Linked DNA regions of Homo sapiens: regions 1, 2 and 3 are each linked to region 4. The links are chromatin contacts, found by Hi-C or POLR2A ChIA-PET in ENCODE. All regions are on one chromosome and are shown on one strand. Each heading gives the region's core, a stretch centred on a gene start or an enhancer-like site at or near the end of the contact. The rest is flanking DNA. Distances are from core to core; before and after follow the strand shown.

Region 1 (5,846 bases), core at 2,725-5,224, 680 kb before region 4:
CTTCCCCTTCCCAATGCCTGGGGGAAAGAAAACATCGGGTTCAACAAGTGAACTTTTACTTCAGACTCTTCATAGTATTTTCTTTGCAAATTATCGAAAAAGAGTGCCTGGCTAGGGCATGAAAGAGAGGGAGGGAAAAACCCTGAGAATAAGAAAACCACTGGGCTGTTATCCCTCTAACTCTGTCTCTCTAGATTTGGATATTAATTCATACATACATTTGTTCATTCATACCTTCATTCTTTCCACAAATATTTATTGAGCCCTGCATGCCTTTTGCTAACACTAACCACCACTTTTTAAGAGATCGATTTCCCTCTACATATACTATTTTCTAATTAAGTTCAAATGGTATACATTATATATTAAACATATATATGCATATTAAACATATATTTAAATGTGCACTAGTACAATTTATATGTAAGGAGTGTGTTTAGCGTGTATGTGTTTTAGATTTTACTTGTAATCTCCAATCAAAGATGATGTAGAATTGATCTATGATACAAATATACAGGTGTTTTTGTTTGTTTTTATCTCAGAATCACCAAGAGTTAAAATATCTTTTTTTTTTTTTTGCTTTAAGGTGCTATATTTTATTGAACACATTTCTGGAGTTTCTCTACAATGTTCTCCAGTTATTGTGTGCTCTTCTTTATGTGTCTACCTGATAATACATATGACACATGAAATTTTACAAATGTGTTTGTCCAATATTCTCAAAGGCATGACAACATGCAGATTAAATATCTGGAAGCCAAAATGAAATATTTTTAGAAATTGTTACATAAAAGCACAAAGAAGACAAATTACACCATTTGTAATTACTTAAAAATTCTTTTAAAGAGTACTTAAAATACTTTTAAATACCCTTCCAGTCATTTTTAAATTTAAAAAAGTTTGTTTAATTAAACAAACAATTGCTTCTTAAAATACATTATAGATTCTATACGAAAAATTGCAGGTAATTATACAGGAAAAAGTTTTTTTTTAATCCAAAATGTTATATGTAACCAAGAAATAGTCATTGTGATTATACAATCTATTAATGTATTATAGTTGGATATATATACAGATGAATAAGTAGAATATTAGGACAGAAAAGCATTTAGTAAAATAGGATTATACTATACATATTGTGCTTTAATTGTAAAAAAACTATTAAATTTTACATTAGCAGGATCTAGTAGAAAATAAGGCAGAAAATTAAACTAAATGAATTAATATTTAGAATTAATGTTTCTTTAACATAAGACACTATTTCCTAAGTTTTCCCTTTTAAGATTAAGAGAAATACTATTTTTATAAAGATTTTGAAGTCACTAGACTTTTATTCTTTTAAAAATATGTTTTACTTGTAGTAAAGATTGTTTCTCTGGTATGAAAATGTGAAGACTTCGATATTTTCATGTCTCTTTCCTCAATGTCCAAATTTATTAATTTTATCATTATTTTTATTGTCTTTATGTGGATATTCATATAAAATTAGTCATTTTCAGATTAATAGTATCAATTGTATTTAAATCAATTTAAGATCATCACTATTAATTTTCTATGCCTGATTTTATTTTGATTCAATTTTTAAGTTAAAAGGTGTCATGGATTCTTCTTATTTTATAAGCATATGAAATAAAATTATATAAAGTATAGCCTACAATTCACTTAGTAGAGTGCCCTCATTGAAAATCATCCAGAAATATATTTTTACAAAGGACTTTATTCCAGCAAAGCAATATTATAATGCTAACTCAAAAATAATGTATTAACAGAAACTGAACCAGTTGAGTTAAAAAAAAAAACATCTTGTACGGACTTGTGCTTAGAAAACAAAAAGCCACAGAGATAATCGCTCTCACCTGACAACAAGAAAAATTCAGATAATGTATAAAAGTATAACTTTATCTGAGGACATCAGAGTGCTGAGGTCACAAGGCAACCACTTAAATTGAACTCCAAGCGGGACATGCACCGCTAAGGAGAGATGGGACTCATAGACGGTTTCATTTTTGGCAGAGCATAAGAGGAAAAGATGGCAGCCATAAAAGTAAAATAAAAACACTAAATTTTGAACAAAGTCTTAAGCTCAGTTGGGCTTTCATGTGTCACTGAGAGTCCTAGCTGCAAGGGGAGTCTCCAGGTCTTTTCCACAGGCCTCAAGTGGGAGCTCATTAGAAGGCCTGGGGCAGGGCAGAGCCAGAGAAAGCCCCTTAGCCATGGCGACGTCTAGGCATGAAACCTCAGCATTTCCCAGTGCCTTTTCTCACTTGAAGCAAAACCTTTAAGATACTTAGGGAGGGCCAACAAACCCTCCTGCTCCCAGGAATCAGGCAAAGTTTGAGTGCTTTTAGAGAAGCAGTATAAGCAAAAGTTCTCTGCCCTTGGGGGAGGGGTAGGATAAACCTCTCTCTTTCTCCTGGTCTTACAGAACGTAACGTGATGCAAAAAGAAAGCTAAAAGCAAAATTTCTTTGTAGCAGAGAAAAGAGAAGGAAACCACCATACCTCCCACCACAAGCCTTGCACCAAGCAACACACAACAACAGTCTACTGCTTGAAGAGGGGCAGAAAACTCCCCCATTACTGATCCTAGTCAAAAACATTCTGCTGTTGAAGGAAGGGGAGAAGAAAAAAGATGTTCAAACAGAGAGGAGCAGGAAACCCTCTGGGGTCAAGGATCCCACAGTGACACAAGGCAGAGATCTGCTATGCCAGCAGAGGAGAAATTCTTTCCTGCCCAAGACTCCCCATAGATACAAGAAGAGCTTGGTTGCTGAGGAGGACGATGAGGAATGCTGAGGAAACCACACTCCTGAGGCCAAGGTACATAGGGCCTTGCCCAAGACTGAGAATAGGCCAAGATAAACTAGAATTTCTATTTCTCCCAACACTGTCGTTATTTTCACGTAACAAGCCACAAGAGAGGAGGGGCAACAGTTTAGAGAGAGAACCTCTTCACACTGCAGGTGTGCAGGGCGTGCTGAAATCAGAACAGAACACTAAGAAAAACCTCCCGCTCCCCAGACCCTGCACGAAGTGTAAGGTAGTGGCAGTACATCACTGGGAGCATTTGAAGTCTGTGGTGTACTAAAGGTGACCACAGGAACAATGAAACATAAACTAGCTCAACACTTCAACTTTACAGATTTACAGAAGAGGTATCGCCATGCTGGCCTGACATACAGTGTTTGCCATTCAATAGAATTATAAGCGACAAACACACAAAAAGTGAGAAAAGGACCCATTGCCAAAAAAAAATACTAGCTGATAAAACTCAAGATATGTGTGTTCAAGATGTTGAAATTATTGGTGAGAAACTTAAAATAATTTTTTAATATGTCAAAGAAACAGTGGAAATTTTAAAAACATGCATTGATATATGATGAAATTTTTCAGAGATGAAAACTATATTTTTAAAAAGAGTCAAGTGGAAATGCCAAGGATAAAACTATGATATCAGAAATAAAGAATTCCTTCCATGCACTTCTTAGAAAACTGAACACAGGATAGGGAAAGAAAAATCAAGTGAACTTGAAGATAGATGAACAGAAATTATCCCAACTAAACTACCAAAAATAAGAAAAGAGTAAAAAAATAACATAACAGGTCATCCAAGAGTTTAGAGACAATACGAATTATAATTTCACATCTGAAACTTTGCAGATCAGATGATAAAGTGGCATTTTTGTTATACTGAAAGAAAATTCTGTCAATCACTACAACAGAGATAAAGAATATTACATAATGTTGATGAGATCAAAAGCAATAAGCTGACATACAACTCTAAATGTATATATACCTAATAACAGATCTGAAGATACATAGAACCAAAACTGTTACCTGTTACTGGTGGAGGGTGTCCAGATTCTTGGCATTTTGAACAAACAATTGGATGAAATGCACAAACAAAACAATGAAAAAAAAAGCACAGATTTATGGAAACAAATGTACACTCCACAGAGTGAGAGTGGGCCAAGCAAGCAGCTCAAGAGGCTGGTTATAGAATTTTCTGGAGTTTAAATACCGTCTAGAGGTTTCCAATTGGTTACTTGGTTTACACCTTATGTAAATGAAGTAGTGGCCTGTGATCAGTCTAATTGGTTGCAGAAGGTGACCAATAGGAGGCTGAAGTAAAGTTACAAGGTTACACATGAAGACTTGGCCTGTGATCAGTCTGATTGGTTTCAGGAGGGAACCAATGAAAGATACTTTCATTTTTCGTCTTCAATGCAGAAAAGGGGTGGGGGATGTTGCAAAGGGAGTAGCCCCTGATCTTTTTGTTACTTGGGTATAGAGAGGTGGGGTTTTCCTTTTGATTCAGTTCTAGGAAGTCAGCGTGAATCAATCTTAGGTTCCCTGTCTCCTGACCATGTTCTCCTGCATCAAAACTGCCAAGACTGAAAGAAGAAATAGGCAAATCCTCAGTTATAGTCAAACATGTCAACACACCTCTCTCAGTGGTTACTGGAATATTTAGAAAAAAATCAGTAAGGACATAAAAAGTCTGGAAGAGCACCATCAACCAAATTGAAATAACTGGCATATATAGAATACCCCACTCAACAATAGAAAAAAATACTCAACTGCACACAGAACTGTCACCAGGATACACCATATTTTGGGCCAAAAGAGCCCATATGTTTAAAATGAATTATACATAGCATGTTCTCTGACCACAAATAAATCTAAAAATTCAATAGCAGAAAGATATTTGGAACATTCCCAAATATGGTAAAATTTTAAAATGCACTTATAAATAACACATAGGTGAAAGAAGAATTGTAGTCGAAATTAGCAAATATTTTGAACTGAATGAAAATAAACGTGCAACATAGCAAAATTTCTGCTACTATTGGAGTACTGCTTGGAGGGAAGTTATAAAATGCTATTTAGAAAAGAGAGGTCTAAAATCAGTTATCCAAGATTCCAACTTTGGAATTTAAAAAATAAGGAAAATTAATTCCAAATCCAACAGAAGAAAGGAAATAATAAAGATAAGGGCAGAAATCCATGAAATAGAAAATAGAAAGGCAATAGAGAAAAATAAACCAAAAGCTGATTCTTTTAACATGTCAACAAAATGGATTATTCCCCAAAACTGTAAGAAGACACCAATTACCAATATCAGGAATAAAAGTAGGAAAAGTAATACAGATGCTACAGATATTTAAAGGATAAGTGAATATTAAGTATTTTTCTGCTCATTAATTCAATAACATGTAAAGTGTACAAATTTCTTGAAAGACACAATTCCACAGTCCACTTAAGAGGGAATAGTTAACCTAACTAGCTCTATATCTATTAAACTAATTCAATTTGCAGTTAAAAAACCTTTCCACAAAGAAAACCCACACTTTCGTGGTAAATTCTACCAAACATATAAGGACAATGTAACACCTATCCCACTTAAACCCTTCCAGAAATTAGATGAGGAAGGAGCATTTCCCAACTCATTTGATGAGACCAGAATTACTCTAATATAAAAATTAGGCATGTTGAGGAAAGAAAACTGCAGACGAATATCCTCCCTGAATAGAAATAATCTTTTTAAACAAAATATCAGCAAATCAAATTCAGCAATGCTCTCAGAGTGGGCTTTGTCAGGAGGCGAGCATGCGCAGACCCTGCAGTGAGCCCGAGCGCGCCGCCGCGCCAGCCAGGCCTAGAGGCAGGATTGAAGCCAGGAGGCGGTTGAGCAGGACCTGAGGGCGTTAGCCTCCTCCAACAAGTGGTGGCCTCGGGCAGCCGTCACCTCCATCTCCAGGACACCCCTGGACGTGGTGAAGGTCCGCCTGCGCTCTCAGCGCCCTGCTGGGACTGAAGCCTCACTCCAGACTCTGGACCTCTCCT
Region 2 (5,576 bases), core at 2,730-5,229, 920 kb after region 4:
AGGAAATGATAGCCGCAGGAGGCAGACAAATGCCTAGGCAGATCCCCAGTGAAACCCCATCTCCAAGCTGAAGACAGTTTAAAGCCTGAAAGCCAAGCTACAAGTCAAATCCATGGACCGGATTAAAAACCTGTCTTCCCATTTGGCACATTTTTCTTTGATTGATCCCCACCTTTCACCCATTTTATATACACCTACCCTTTCCTAATTGGTTTTCTACACTGTCGTGCCCACCTTTGAGTGGTGTCTTCACTTTAACTGTTTTTGCATACTCACAAACCAATCAGCACACACTTTCCATTCTGAATCCATAAATGCCCAGACCTAGCCACATTGGGTGAGAAACCACCTGACTGCAGGGGTGGGGGACCACCTCCACCTACCACATCCCCTCTCCGCTGAGAGCTGTTCCATCGCTCAATAAAATTCTTCTCCATCCTTCTCATCCTTCAAATTGTCAGCATATCCTCATTCTTCTTGGATGTGGGACAAGAGTTCAGGAACCACCGAATGCAGATACAAACTATAACACAGGCAGCAGGTCAAGTGAGGCCTGGGGGTTTTGCGGGGGGGGGGTGTCACTAGCTATGGACGGGTCCCTGGTTGGCAAAGTGACCGAGAAAAATCCTACATCAGATATATCAAACAAAACCAAAATGAAAGACATTCTACAAAACAAGTGGCCAGTACCTATCAAAATTTCAAAGTCAAGTAAGATCAATGACAACTAATTACAATGTGTGACTCTGGCTTGGCTCCTGTGATTGTTGGGAAATCGGAAGTAACTATACATAGCATCTATTGAAACGTGATAAAATTTTGAATACAGACTATGGATTTGGTAATATTGTATTAATACTGTAGTTCCTGATTTTGATGAGAGGATGTCCTTGTTTCTAGGAAATACACACTGATATATTTAATGGTAATGGAAGTTTACTCTCAACCTGTTCAAAATAAACTAATGTATATGGAGGGGAAAAAGATGAATTTAGGTAAAATGTGTACCAGAGTTCTTTGTATTATCCTTGCATCTTCTCTATAAATGATAAATATATTAAAATTGAAAGTTACCAAAAACTATATTTAGTCCTTGAAATATGGAAAACATGATCATTTTGAAAAGCATCTGAGCCGGGCTCAGTGGCTCACACCTGTAATCCCAGCATTTTGGGAGGCTGAGGCAGGCAGATTATTTGAGTTTAGGAGTTCAAGACAAGCCTGGGCAAAAATGTGAGACCCTGTCTCTACAAAAAATACAAAGATTAGCTGGGCATGGTGGCTTGCGCCTGTGGTCCCAGCTACTTGGGAAGCTGAGGTTCTAGGACTGTTAATTACCTTCCTCTCTTATGATTATACAGAACAGGAGGCATCCTTCCCATTTGATTTCAGACCAACAATCCTAGAACTGCTTTCTAAACAAGGTGAACAATTTACCTTGTGTGAGAGAAGGCAGTGTGGGTGTAGGTTTATTGTGGGGAGTGTGCTTGTTAATAATGAGGCTAAGAAAGGAGGCAGGCCAGAAATGCAAACAAACAAACAAAAAAAAATTCTGCTCATTTCAATTTTTGCCCCAGCAAGAACCTTGAGCTCAGTTCTCAGAGGTGAGAATTCTAACACAGAAAGCACCCAGAAAGGGCACTGAGGTCTGAGAAGCAAGGAAGTGACCCAGGTTGTTTGCCTCTGGTCGGAAAGGGAAACTACCCCTGCTTCCACTCTGACAGCAGACAAGTTAATCAACCTACTCAATTGCATTTTTGGCCCATTCCCCATTTCCAACATGAACAGTTCCTCCCCTCCAGCCCAATGCCACTCTAGGCAGTCACCAAGAGGTAAGATTTCTGAAATCAAAACTTGAATTAACCAACAAAGGAACATCAATTCTAGAACGGATTGTAACAGGGATTTTTGTCTTTTTTCTCTGCTGTATCCCCAAGATCTATATTATATATTCTGTGGTTTTGGCACATAGTAATTGCTCAGTAAAGCTGTGTTGAGTTACTTGATAAAAAATAAGTCAGTAGAAATAACTTAAATGCTCAACATTAATGTCATTGGTTAAGTAGCAATGCATAGAACTAAATATTATGCTATTAAAAAGTTTATTTGTAAAGTCAAGGATATGGAAAAATATTTGATACATACATATCTTTTTGAGATAGGTTCTCACTCTATCACCAAGGCTGGAGGGTAGTGGCAAGACCATAGCTCACTGCAGCCTCCAACTCCCAGGCTCAAGCAATCTTCCAGCCTCAGGCTCCCAAGCAGCTGGGACTACAGGTGTGCACCACCAAGCCCAGCTGATTTTTTTTTTTGAAAGAAGGGGTCTCACTATGTTGCCCAGGCTAGTCTTGAATTCCTGACCTCAAGTGATCCTTCTGCCCCGGAATCCCAAAGTGCTGGGATTACGGGCATGAGCCACAGTGTGGGACTGATACATTTTTGAAAAAAGGAAACAACATATATTCATGAAGGAAATACACACCCTCCTGGTGAGTTTATGTATGATTTTTGTTTTGTTGTTTTCTGTGTTATCTGATCACAAATTACTTTCATTTTCAGGAAGAAAAAAATTTAATTTTTTTTTTTATTGGGGCAACATCCAACCCAGATATGATTACTACCTAGCCTGAACTGAATGTATTACTAATAAACAAAGAAATGCAGAATGGCATACAGTCGGTAAAGCGTAGTGCTTGAGAGCATGGATTATGGAGACTATTTAAATACTGGCTCCATAACTTAATAGCTTGGGACCCACGGTGTTACTTAGCTTCTATCTGCTTTAATTTACTCATCTGTAAACTTGGGATAAGATACTTCCTCATAAGGTTGGTGTGAAGACCAAGTGAATTAACTATCGTTTAAAGCACTTACAAAAGTGCCGGGCACCACCGAGATATGCATCCGTTAGCTTTTATTATTATTAGACTCAAAACACTGTAGTAGTTCTAATGAGAGGGGTAAGAATCAAAAATCCAGGCACCTGCATAGAGCCAGAGAGGCACACATAGAAGCAACGTAAGAGTGGAAGCGGAATGAAAACATGCTAAAGCCAGGTACAAGCCACAAGCGAGGGTCCACAGGAAGAAATTGTTAATTCTGAAGAGAGTGAATGCACGAAGTTACAGGAAAAATAACATCTGAACAGAGTTTAAGAATGAGCAGGACTTCAACAAGTGGCTAGTAAGACATAAGGAACCTACAAAAGATCTTAGCAAAGGCGCAAAGATTACCATCGTATTGCTCGTTTCTTCCTACTTTGCAGAAGTAACCTCTGGCGAACAGAGGTGGTTGCAGAGCATGCTTATCAAGCAAAATACCACGAAGCAGTAAGGAACGACAGAGATAACAGTAACAATAATAATTCACCCCAAGGTACTCAACTGGAAAAAGGAAATACAGAGGAGAGGTGTCGTTAAGAAAGCCAGGACGCACATCACGGCCCCGTCGCTGCACTACTCTCGTCTAGGGGTCAACAGTGGAGTCGAGACTCGAAGCTTCCACGCGGCGGAACAGCGTCCCTCTCAGGCGGCGAACGGGCTAGGGAAGCGCCCGGAGGAGACCTAGCGTGAGAACTACAACTCCCGCGGAGCCCGAGGGCGAGCTGCCTGCGTAACTTCCGCTTCCGCCACCTGCCCCTCTCACCCTCTTCACTCGAACCCTACCCGGGAGCGGTCAGGCGCGTGACCCCGCGTGACCGGGGTGCGCGAGCCGAGAGGCCCTGGAAGCGGGACTCTGGGACCCCATTGAAAGAAAGGCAACCAGAAAAGGCGAAACGACAACCTCGATAGTGATTGGAGCTGATGGAACGAGGGCGGAGCTAAAGTCCCAGAATACTGGCCAATCAGAGTTTAAGATTATCAGGGAGCCCGGGAAGGGGAAAGGGGCGAAATGGTTCTATGGTCACATGCCGCGGGGTCTGGTGGGAGGAGCGGTTGCCCAGCGGCCTCTTGGCGCTTCCTGTTTCCGGTTCCCAGAGTGGGGCACAGCGAGGCGCTAGGGGGAACGCTGGCCTCTGAAACTAGCTCTGGGACCGGGGTCTGCGGCCGGCCCCTAGCTGGCCCCGTCTCCCATCCCCAGAAGGGTATTCACTGGGGATTCTGAGCTTTGGCTACTCCAGTTTCCCACGACACGTGAGTGTGAGGGGCGTGGAGGAGGAGGCGGGCTGGGTTGCGCTCACACTTAAGCGTCTGTGACAGGAGCCGGAATCGCATTCTCCCTTGACCATGGTTCTAGCCAAAGATCTGGCTGAGGAGCCCTAAGGGTAGAATGGAGGCGGAGGCATGAGAGCGGAGAGTCACGGAGTTCCGAAAGGTGTGAGGGAGAAAGGACTTCCAAGACCAGAGAGGGGATTTACGATATTTAGAAAGCAGGGAAAGGAAAATACCCCAAGTATGGAGTCCGTTGGAGGTGTTGGTGGATTTATTTGTAGGAGGAATTTTGGCCTGCATCACGGTGGGAGGTCAAGTGGCATCATTTGGAGAGGGTATGGCTACAAGCGCTTGGAAAGTCGGGACACTAGACAGAGCGAGAATTTCTGGCACCCTGGGAGAGCTTTGAGGGGGATGCGACTGTGGTGTGGATAAGAATGGCTGATGGACGGATTATCTTGTGTTCCTCGTTGTGGGGAGCTTCCGCTCTTGGGACATAGCCGCTACTTGTCTGAGGCTCCTTCTCTCTTGAGTTCTTTCAGCATTAGGCCTTTTAGCCAATTGAGGCTGCTTTTCTAAACATGTAGGCTGCTGGAGAAAAAGGGATAAGGACTGCTACATCAGAAAGGAGCCAGCGGGAAGACAGTAGAAATTCCACTGGTAAATGGCCATGGCTGTCTTAACAGATGGGGAAGTGAGTGCTACAGAGGCCCAGTGGTGTAAGCTGCTTCCCAGTTGCTGGCTTAGTCATTGGCCACCCTAATAAAGGATAATTTTTAGCATTGCCAAATAAAATAGATCTGTCGTTAGAGAATAAGAAAACTGAAAGATTTTTCAAGATCATAAAATCCTGCTCCTTATTTCCAAAGTATATAGACAAACTCTTGTACCTTGAGAATCTAATTGTAGCATATTAAAAGGGGGCTACTGGGCCCTTCCATTTCATTCTCTTCCTGATTGTTGCACCCCTATGTTTATAAGTTTTCCAGCAGTTATCTTTATGCCACGAATCGTCTAAATTGCCCCAGTAACTTCACACACATTTAATATCTGTGTAATGTACAGCAAGTAATTTAACAAGTAATTCTGTAAAGCATCAGTTTTCTCATCTGTGAAGTATGAAAAATTATACCTATTTTCTGGGTTGTGAAGATGAATGAACATAATCTAGGGAAAACATTTAGCGCATATGCCACTGAATTAAAGAGAAGCAGCTTAAATTTAAAGACAAGCCTTAAGCAGGAAAGAAGAATACAGTATAAATTTATTATCCTAACTTTTTGAATAATAAGCAAATGAAAGATAGTTCAACTCAGCTAATGGCTGAGGTGTTTAACCTTTCATCCCTTCCTAATTTTGTGAGATTCCTTGTTCTAATTTAGGAAAAGAAATCAACTGTCAGTTTTTAATTAGGTCCTGAGA
Region 3 (5,168 bases), core at 970-3,469, 880 kb before region 4:
ACTATTGATAATATAGTTGCCTTCATTGAAAATTCAAGAGAAACCAAATGACAGACCATTTAAATCAATAAACAAGTTCACCAGGTAAAAGATTACTAAAGGATTTAAAATGATTTCTGCCACGTAGTAAGTACTATGTAAGTATTAGCTAGTTATACAACAGTGACAAATAAAAAATGGAAGTTAAAAAAAAACCTGTTTACAAAACAGCAGCAAAAGATATTCAAAGGAAAAAACATAAACATTACTGAAGGGCATAAGGACATAAATAAGTGAAATGATAAGTTATTTTCAAGAATGAGAAGCAAGAGTATTGTAAAGATATTAATTCCCCTGGAATCCTCCAAATTTAGTGAAATTCTAATCTAAAATCGTAACAGAATTGTTCCATGAAATTTACAAACTGATCCTAAAATTAATCTAAAAGTTTCAATGAGTGATCACTGTGTACTTCAAGGACAACGATCTCAACTCAAAGAATTTAAGATTCTAGCTGTAACATGAAAAAATACGGTTAAATGCGTGGCTGATCTGGTAAAAATAAAAGGAAATGTTCATAGATTTAACAAAAATAAATAGAAAGCAAAAATCCAGGAGGGAAGTAAAGCCTGAAATTTGGTCCTGTCCTAAGGGTATATGTAAATCAAGGATAATCTGAGCCTTCATTGATATAGCACATGAGGACAAAGGACAGCCACAAAGTCCACATTCAAGTTGGACTAATGAACAAACATTCGTCAAATTGGAGACTAATTCATAGAAACTCCTCCAGCACACATGCACCTCGGATACAATAAAACTACACCCTGGTTGTGATGGAGAGCTACAAGCAAACAAACAAGCCAACAAAAAGGGAACAACAAATGTATTAAAGGTTTCAACCTCGGAAATGAGGGGAGAGAGGGAAAATCATTGCCATTAAGAATTCATAACCATAAGCCAGCCTTCAAACATGTTTGCAACATTTAGTCCCCAAAACTTCAACCTGAAAATTTATTTTAAAGTGATACCTTCAGTTTGCATGTAAGATGCAAAGGAAAACCTTTCCTGTAGAGGAAAGCAACTTCCACACAGATCCCAAGGAATACTTATAGATAAAATCCTCCCAGCAGAAGGTTATAGGGGAATTAAACACACACGTACTTAGGATGCACACACATGCACAGTGAGGAAACAGGTTGCCACAAGTAAACACCTGTAGAAACAAAACACAATAATCTGCCACTACCTAAAATAGGCCATAGATTTTTTTTTCTGCTTGTTTGGGAAGATAGAAATATGATAGAAAGGGGAAGAGAAAACAGGGATGCCCACGATGGATCCAGAAATAAGTATTAATCATGTATGTGTTGGGAATTGGAGTGCTCTTAGTAATCCAATTAAGACATTAAAATAATTCATATATGTCAATGATATGAGCCTCAGAAAGAACAGCAAGAGTTACTATGGCCTGAAAGGCTCAGAAGCAAGCAGGACTTAAATTGGGCTTAGAGGAAGTAAGATTTGCACAGTTTCTGAGAAATGAAGGGATATTTCAGGAAGTAGGAGAAATACACAAAGGTGGACATTCTCAAGGAGTCTCCGCAAATAGGGACAGGCCTTTGGACAATCACGCAATACTTCCACAAAAAAGAATGGCAGAAAATACTTCTAAAGGAAGATGATTGACAACCTCCAGAAAATAGACTAGAAAGGGGCAGGATCACATGTAAACACAGTGCCATAAGGCCAGTTGGTCAATTGATTAATTATGTACTACTTATAAAATAAGTAAATACTGAGAAATAATTAGCTAATTGTAAAAACAAACATCTATTATCCAATTGGGCAAGTGGGAACTATGTTTGATTGGAAGTCAGGAGACCTTAAATTCTCTTCCTAAATTTACCACTGACCAGTTTTGAAATTAAAGCTACCTGGGAATCAGTTTTTATATTGAAAATTGGGGAGGAGGAAGGTCTACGGAGAAGGGCAGATTAATTAATGATCTCACTTATGAACGCAGCTCTACAACTTTACAAAACCAAAAGAATGAAGAACGGTGCTCATTCCTCCGGTGCTCAAAAGAGGGCGCCCACAAGAGCAGCAGAGATTTACTGGAACCGATTTACTGAAAATCCCCGTTTTCATTTCCCGGTCTGAGTTTCATTACCCAAGAAATCCACAGGGTGGCGATAACACTGAACGGAATGTGAATTCAGAGTGGAAATTCTCAGAAACCGTATTCTTCAACGGCCAGTGTTTACAGATTTCCCTTTCCCTGATTTTATGATGTCACCAATGACACAGAAGCTGGCGAAACGCGTGAAGGCCGTACACAAGGCAATGACGGTGATGGCAATGATTCCCACGGGAGAACCAACTGTGATCCAGACCTTTGGCAATCCTCACAGTAATGCAAAGGAGACTTTACCATTCTCTTCCTCATTTTACAGAAAAAGAACTAGAAAGGGAGAAATCAAGTAAATTATCCAAGGTAACTGAGGTAGTGAGTGACCTCGGCGGAATTCAAACCTTAGTCTAGGGTCAGTGTCATGGTTCTTTCATCACAGCCCGCTGACAGCTCTGAAGAAAGCCTGTTTGACTAACACAAAGTGGCCTTTCTTCCTAACCATCTTCCTCACTGATATAGAAAGGAGAAATTTTGCCATTTTTTTCATAACTGAAAAGAAGCCTTAAAAGATTCTATTCATCTTTAGCACAGGATAATATTAGTAACTCTTTAAGCCACTATTAAATAATGATTGTATAGCTACAGCAGTTTCAATTTTAGTGTTTATATCAGGGTCACTGACTTTTCTTCCCTAATGCTTAAATGGGGCAGGAACATTTCTTCATTGAATGTCACGTTAAGGTGTGTTGAATTAGAAATAACAGAATTCTCTTCAAATTGAGTTAAAGGGAGGAAAAAGATGGCTTTTCAGTGTAATTACGGGTCATTTCAAAGAAAACAAGAAGTTTCTTTAAGTGATACAGGAGATTAGAATCAACAACTGGAAAACTATAAGAATTACACAGTTGTTCAAACTTTTTTCTTTCCACATTCTCTAGTCCATGGTTTTCTTGATATCTTTGGACTATTGCCTCTTTCTATTGGCTGACTTTCTCCTCTCTAGACCCGACAGCTCCTGAATTCCCACATCCTCAGCTTAAGTGACTATCAGAGACTGACTTATATCTGTGAATTTTGGCTCCTAACCTCTGAGAAAGAGAATTCAATATGGCCTGGCAACAGCTGTCAAGCAGCTAAACATAAACAAGGGTGATGATTATCAAAGCAGTATGTACTGAAAAACACAGACACCCCAGGAGACATATGTTATGACTGGCTAAATGTCTTTTTGAGAAGTTAAAAAGAAATAATTCATTTCCTGGATGATCAGGATGAAATTCTAAACCATTTGGCATGTCCACATTTCCCCCTGTATCTATGGTAATAACACTCATAAAACCATAATTTGGGATACAGATTTTAACAGTTTTTCCAAATATTTAAAGATAGGCCAAAATTATAATATTCTGAATTCATATTTCCATCTATACCTCAGTCTGACTATTTTTAGAATAAATTTTTTTTTAAATGTACCTTGCTGGGTGGAGCCTATAATCCCAACACTTTGGGAGGCTGAGGCAGGTGGATCACTGTGAATCCAGGAGACCAGTTGGAGACCAGCCTGGGCAACATAGCGAGACCCTGTCTCTACAAAAAAATTAAAAACTAGCCAGGTGCAATGGCACAAGCTTGTAGACATAACTACATGGGAGGCTGAGGTGAAATGATTTGTTTGAGCCCAAGAGTTCACGGCTGCAGTGAGCTATGATCATTACGCTGCGTTCCAGCCTAGGAGACACAGTGCGACCCAAGATGGAGTCACTGATATATGTTACCATTTGCGACGAGTACTTTTTTCCTGGAAAACAGTCCTCACATAATAAAGCAGGGCCAGGCAAGGTGGCTCATGCCTGTAATTCCAGCATTTTTGGAGGCTGAGGTGGAAAGACTGCTTGAGCCCAGGAGGCTGAGGCTGCAGTGAGCCATGATTGTGCCACTGCACTACAGCCTGGGTGACAGAGCAAGACTTTATCCAAAGATAGCTGAATAGGAACAGCTCCAGTCCGCAGCTCCTAGCATGATCGACACAGAAGACAGGTGATTTCTGCATTTCCAACTGAGGTACCTGGTTCATCTCACTGGGACTGGTTGGACAGTGGGTGCAGCCCATGGAGGGTGAGCCGAAGCAGGGCGGGGCATTGCCTCACGTGGGAAGTGCAAGGAGTCAGGGAATTCCCTTTCCTAGCCAAGGGAAGCCGTGACAGACTGTACCTGGAAAATCGGGACATTGCCACCCGAATACTGTGCTTTTCCAACAGTCCTAGCAAATGGCATACCAGGAGATTATATCCCGTGCCTGGCTCAGTGGGTCCCACGGCCACGGAGCCTTGCTCACTGCTAGCACAGCTGTCCAAGATTGAATGGCAAGGCGGCAGCCTGGCTGGTAGAGGGGTGTCCGCCATTGCTGAGGCTTGAGTAGGTAAACAAAGCAGCTGGGAAGCTCGAACTAGGCGGAGCCCACCTCAGCTCAACGAGGCTTGCCTGCCTCTGTAGACTCCACCTCCAGGGGCAGTGCATAGATGAACAAAAGGCAGCAGAAACTTTGCAGACTTAAACGTCCCTGTCTGACAGCTCTGAAGAGACCAGTGGTTCTCCCTACACAGTGTTTGAGCTCTGAGAATGGACAGACTGCCTCCTTAAGTGGGTCCCTGACCCTGTGTAGCCTAACTGGGAGACACCTCCCAGTAGGGGCCGACTGACACCTCATACAGTTGAGTGCCCTTCTGAGACGAAGCTTCCAGAGGAAGGATCAGGCAGCAATATTTGCTATTCTGCAATGTTTGCTGTTCTACAGCCTCCACTGTTGATACCCAGGTGTGGACCTCCAGCAAACTCCAACAGATCTGCAGCTGAGGGACCTGATTGTTAGAAGGAAAACTAACAAAAAGAAAGGAGTAGCATCAACATCAACAAAAACCACATCCACACCAAAACTCCATCTGTAGGTCACCATCATCAAAGACCAAAGGTAGATAAAACCACAAAGATGGGGAGAAACCAGAGCAGAAAAGCTGAAAATTCTAAAAACTAGAGCACCTCTTCTCCTCCAAAGGAT
Region 4 (5,215 bases), core at 2,716-5,215:
GGGTTCTCGAGCCAATTGTTAAACATCATTATTTTTAAAAATTATCTAAAGTAACTTTTGCACCAACAGTAAGGTGCATAAATGTGCTTTGGTCAAGAAGTAGGCTGAGGCAGACATCCAGGCCATAGTGACTTAATGAGTTTGGAGTGCAGGCATATAACTCCACTTGTTATATAACCTGTTTGTGTAAGCTCATACTTGGCTCAAATCCACTATTGTTTGGAAAAGGTATAACTGCCCTGCTGATGCTGTACAGGCGCTCTTGGGCTTGCCTTGGCTCAGCATGGCGTGGCATGGCATGACATGGCTCGCACTGGTGCCCAGAAAGAGAGTAGCACTATTGACCCTTGTAAGGGAGAGCCAGTCGCCTTGAAGGCAGGCAGAGGGGAACCAGGAACGAGCTTGTGCCCAGAGGGAAAGAGTTAAGCTGCTAATCCTGACAGAGCTGGCCTTGCAGGCCAGGGCGTGCTGCTGCAGGCGTGGCGGCGGCAGGAGTCCCAGAGCCAGAGCAGACAGCGGAGATAAAGGCAGACAGTGTGAGAGAGTCGCTGTTGGTAAATAAAACTACATTTCACCTGCTTAGGGCCCCCAAGTGTTCTTTCAGCTATCGCCCATCCACCCACTCCCCTCAGACCTCAGCATGGGCTGGAACCTAACCTGGGTCATGACATTTGGAGTCATTGTGGCCCTAATGCCAAGCTAATAAAATAAATACTTAGAACTCATCAATTTGTGATGATTTTTAGAAGATTTTGCTATTATCCATGCATGAAATTATTAACATCTGTTACATCCGTATAGTGAAAATAATACGTAATGCTGTACTACTGCATATTTATTTCCAACTCTGTGTGTTCAGTGATGTCACCTGGGTACCTTGAAATCAGCAATGGTGGGAATAATTACATCACGGAAATCAGCTGGTGTTACAAACCAGAGCTTGTTATGTGTGTGTTTTTCTCTGTTCCACCAGTTGTTAAAGGACAGCACAGAAGTGGAAGCACCCTTTTTGGCTCTCTATATTACTTCTGTGAACATTGAGCTCTATCTGACATTGCTATGGCTCTATATGTCAGTAATCCTGGCTGCTATTGCAATTTGACCCTCATTACTATAATTGGCCCCAGCTTGTTTCAGAGTGGCACTCTGACACTTGGCGTTTCCTACTTCAAACCCTGTCCCAATACTCTCTCTGAATTCAGTTCTGTGGGAACATCTCCCACTGTAATCTTTGGCATGTAGAGAAGAACTATGCTAAGCTTCTCAGTGATGTTTATGTAGGACTTAAGTTCTTCCACCAGCGCCTTCCTTACTGCTTTGGTAAATAAGGTGCCCATTATATCATCCCATAGAACATAGTCAGTTGGTGGGTTTCCTGTCCTTATCTAGTTTATCCACTGTAGCATGCCCACTTCTCTAAGCATTTTTATCTTTTCTTCAGCTACCTGCCATGGGAATTCTGGAATGTTACTCTACTCAGCGTGAGCCATTGCTTTCTCCAATCTTCTTGGAGTTATTTCAGCAGTATGTCAGCACTGTTCACAGTATTTTTCCAAGTTATTAAATTCTGTATTGCAACTGAATGCCCTAATGTTGATAAAATCTCCCTTATCCAGCTTTATGTTTCTCTCATGATCTAGCACCCTCAGAATCCAATCCCATTGTGTACACTCCAAGCTGTTGTTATTATATATTGGTTAGGTCCAAATTCATTCTGAGTATAGCCCTTTCTCTCCCTTATAAGCTTAGCACATAACCTTAGTTATTGGCCTTATGACCAATAACTAAGAAAGGCAAGTAAGGGAGGGATTCCTGTAAGGAGGGTGTGAAGGGCACAATATTTTCTTTAAGGAAAAAGGCATGACCTCGACAAGGGAGAACATGTAACTTTGTTAGGATTAGAGAGTCCAACGTTTAGAAGCTTCTAGATTTTTAAAATTTTTGAGAAAAAAAATTGTGAAAAGTCACTATACAAATGATGGAAAGTATTTTTAATACATTTATCTAAAAATGGAATTTTTCTATATTATGTTGCAACCCATTTTACTTATTTATATACACATTTTTATGTGTATGTTTCTCTACATATATATTTACATATATATAAAATCTTAAAAATCACCATAAGGAAACAAATAAATCCATAAAAATGGGAAAAATATTTAAATAGGTCATTGAAAAAAGATATATGAGTTACCAATACGCACGTGAGTAAATGCTCAATATAACATCAGAGATGTACAAATTAAAATCACATTTAGATTCTACTACACGCCTACTAGAATGGTTAAATTGAAAAAGATTGGGCATATCTAATATTGCTATTTATGTGGAGCAAATAGAACCATCCAATATTCATGTTGGGAATGGCACAACTTTTTGGAAAAAAATACATTTATAAAATAAAACATACATTTTCTATGTAACCTAGCAGTTTCACATCCAGGTATTTCTTCAAAAGATTAAAAAACGTGTCAATAGAAAAACTTTTGCATAAATGTTTATTTTGACCTTATGATATCCAAGAAGTGGAAAAAGCTCAATGTCATAATGGATACATTTTATTATAAAATAGATAAAAATATTTTATGTCTGTACAATGAAATACTACTCAGTAATAAAAAGAAATTAACTGCTGATCTGTGCAAAAACATGGATAAAACTCAAAAACATTATGCTCAGTGAAAGACATCAGACTTACAAGAATTGCCAACTGTATCATTCTGCTTAACAGGAATTTCTAAAACCAGCAAAGCTCATGTTTATTGACAGTAAGTTGGCTGCTGCCTGGCTTCAGGGGTGAGGATGAACTGCAAAGCAACAGCGGGGAACATTTCCCTGTGTTGAAAATGTTTTATATCTTAACTGTTGTATCTTGACTGTTTTCCTTTTTGGAACAAAACTAAATTTCACTCAACCATACTTGAGTAATCTCTATATTTTTCTATACATGCTTTTCTAATAGTTCTTTGGATACAATCTTTTGTTAACAACAAAGGTAGAATATATTCATTTCCTCATGAATTTTCTGTCTTTTTTTTCTGTCCAAAAATGAAAAGAGCAATTTTGTTATCTGTCCTTTCCTTCTGCCCAGAAATGATTAAACCTGTATTTCTTATTCTCTTCATATTTTCTTTGTTTTAATTCCTTTGTACTACAGTTTCTTCTCTATTCTCATTTGCTTTTCCTCTTCAAGTTTCTCTCTCAGAACAAATGCAGTGTTAATCCCGAAGCCGCTTGCGGGACACTGGCTTCTTCTCCTCAGTTTCCTCCCTAATATATTTGTTGAGGGGTAATACAAAATCACTGGGAAACTGATTAGAGCAGATTTGAAGACAAAATTGTGGCCTGGTAACTTAGCAAAAGCATAATGGTGTCATCTTGTATGCTGATGATAACGTTCTGGGCACTTTGTTACTTTCGTTTTCTTTTTTCCCTCTGTGTGTCTTTGTGTGTGTTTGTGTGTGTGCTCACACCCACACGTGTGACTTTGCACGCATTTGTCTTTGAGAGAGAGATAATAGTTTTTGTTTTTCTTTCAGTAGCCAAAGTTTAAACCATTGCTTTTTCTTTGATTCTATCGCTTTTAAGGTGATCTTTCTTAACACAGGATAAGAAAGCAGTAATGTCCTAAAGAATGCTGTTGAATTAATTAGTATCAGCCTCTCCTACAGTTCTGGAAGGATACGTGGTTAAGTACCACTCCTGGATGAATCAGAAAAACAGCCACTTGAGCAATTTCGTGTTCTGTGGTTCAGATGAGAATCCCAGTTGAGAAAGTAAGAAAATATGTGTTTATTCTTCAGCTTTAAATTGTTATATCACAAACTTCCTTCCTCCTTGGCAAGCTTTCTTTTTTGACGAGAAGAAAATTGTAATAAACAACAGTATGACTAATAGATAGTCACATGGTTACTTCCAGTTTGCAAAATGCTATTTATACTTTGAGTTACTCTTCAAAAGTGGTATACCTCTAGTTTGGAGCTGTGCTGTAAAAACAAGAGTAACATTTTTATATTAAAGTTAAATAAAGTTACAACTTTGAAGAGAGTTTCTGCAAGACATGACACAAAGCTGCTAGCAGAAAATCAAAACGCTGATTAAAAGAAGCACGGTAAGAACATTTTTGTTTGTTTAGAATGACCGTTATTTATTGAAATTGTGATGCAGAATGTTAAAGCCTTCGAGAAAAGAATTAAATTTTGTGGTTTCTTTTGTGAAACTAGAAAATTCCTTCTTATAACAAGATTGAGATTTGCATATGACTGTTTTGTCCTAATAAATTCAGACTTACTTTACATTATTTGAATTACAATGGAGAAGGATTAACCATGACTTAAAACTGCTCAAGATTTAGTTTCATTTTTACTAAGTATTTTATAAAACAAATACTTGAGAAGATGATAGATATGATCCAGATACTCATACAGTTCTCAGAATGCATACATAATATGATAAATTTAGCCAATAGTTCTAATATTTTTAAAGATTGCTTTATTGGATGGTGTAAAGATACTCCGGGCTTTAGGAGTACTTAACGGAAAGAATATATCCCTTTCCTACTCTTACTAAGGAATTGCTAGTACTCCGATATCCATGGAGATGTCTTTACCAACCCTAAGAAGGATAAGGAAAGAAAATGTTCTAAAAAATACACTATGAAACAACCTGGTAACATTGGATTTATTAAATAGCAAGTTCGGAATATATAAGATCCAAGCTACATCTTTGAGATTTCAACAGGGTTTATTTATGTCAAAATATTTGAAAGAGAAAAGGCTGAAACTAAATGCATTCAATACAACGATCTATGATTTAGAGATTTAGGGACTGTGATGAGCTTTAAGCATTTCCCGTTTAACTAAATGTCAACCTACCAGCGTATGCTACGGTCAAAAAAATTATTGCTGTGGTACAATAGAATGCACACTTTATCCTTCCTCCCGTATTTTAACCGGTTTTATAATTCTGCCTAAAGTTAGATAAAACAGGTTTGCGGGGAATGAGATCAATATTTGATGGTAGCATAAAATATCATTTTAATCAAAAGTTTTAAGAAGGCCTTCCAGCCACTAGTAAAACCAGTGTTATTTTCTACTTTCAATCAATTGTATAAATTTATACATTTGTATATAAATACATTATATAATACAATATTATATATCATATTACATATGAATATATTTTAAAAGTTACTGAATAATATATTCAGTAT

What was found. A loop is a pair of places that touch in the nucleus more often than their neighbours do. ChIA-PET counts read pairs that join two places held with the same protein, here RNA polymerase II (POLR2A). Pooled maps may share reads with other maps.
Region 1: POLR2A ChIA-PET joins it to region 4 with 33 read pairs in activated CD8-positive, alpha-beta T cell. The contact joins the promoter of LINC02446 here to the promoter of CLEC2B in region 4. A Hi-C loop is called at or near these places in 4 of 50 pooled maps. POLR2A ChIA-PET finds 5 or more read pairs at or near these places in 3 of 52 experiments (activated CD8-positive, alpha-beta T cell and activated naive CD8-positive, alpha-beta T cell).
Region 2: a pooled map shows a loop between it and region 4 (7-fold over the local background). The contact joins the promoter of M6PR here to the promoter of CLEC2B in region 4. A Hi-C loop is called at or near these places in 1 of 37 single-sample maps with no recorded cell type and 8 of 50 pooled maps. POLR2A ChIA-PET finds 5 or more read pairs at or near these places in 1 of 52 experiments (CD4-positive, alpha-beta T cell).
Region 3: a loop to region 4 is called in a map of vagina, with 8 times the contacts of the local background. The contact joins the promoter of LINC02366 here to the promoter of CLEC2B in region 4. A Hi-C loop is called at or near these places in 1 of 168 maps with a recorded cell type or tissue (vagina) and 1 of 50 pooled maps. POLR2A ChIA-PET finds 5 or more read pairs at or near these places in 1 of 52 experiments (activated CD4-positive, alpha-beta T cell).

The regions. Positions count from the first base shown.
Region 1 is chr12:10,551,507-10,557,352 of GRCh38, reverse strand. It overlaps LINC02446 (long intergenic non-protein coding RNA 2446), which reads right to left and starts at 3,974. Exons shown (of 3, transcript NR_146456.1): 1 at 3,837-3,974. It also overlaps the pseudogene SLC25A39P2.
Region 2 is chr12:8,948,048-8,953,623 of GRCh38, reverse strand. It overlaps M6PR (mannose-6-phosphate receptor, cation dependent), which reads left to right and starts at 3,979. Exons shown (of 7, transcript NM_002355.4): 1 at 3,979-4,136. It also overlaps a transcript of KLRG1 not described here. RefSeq lists enhancers at 3,277-3,406, 2,905-3,809, 3,810-4,715 and a silencer at 3,385-3,599.
Region 3 is chr12:10,747,285-10,752,452 of GRCh38, reverse strand. It overlaps LINC02366 (long intergenic non-protein coding RNA 2366), which reads right to left and starts at 2,219. Exons shown (of 7, transcript NR_120463.1): 1 at 2,153-2,219. RefSeq lists a silencer at 2,159-2,208.
Region 4 is chr12:9,868,104-9,873,318 of GRCh38, reverse strand. It overlaps CLEC2B (C-type lectin domain family 2 member B), which reads left to right and starts at 3,965. Exons shown (of 5, transcript NM_005127.3): 1 at 3,965-4,114.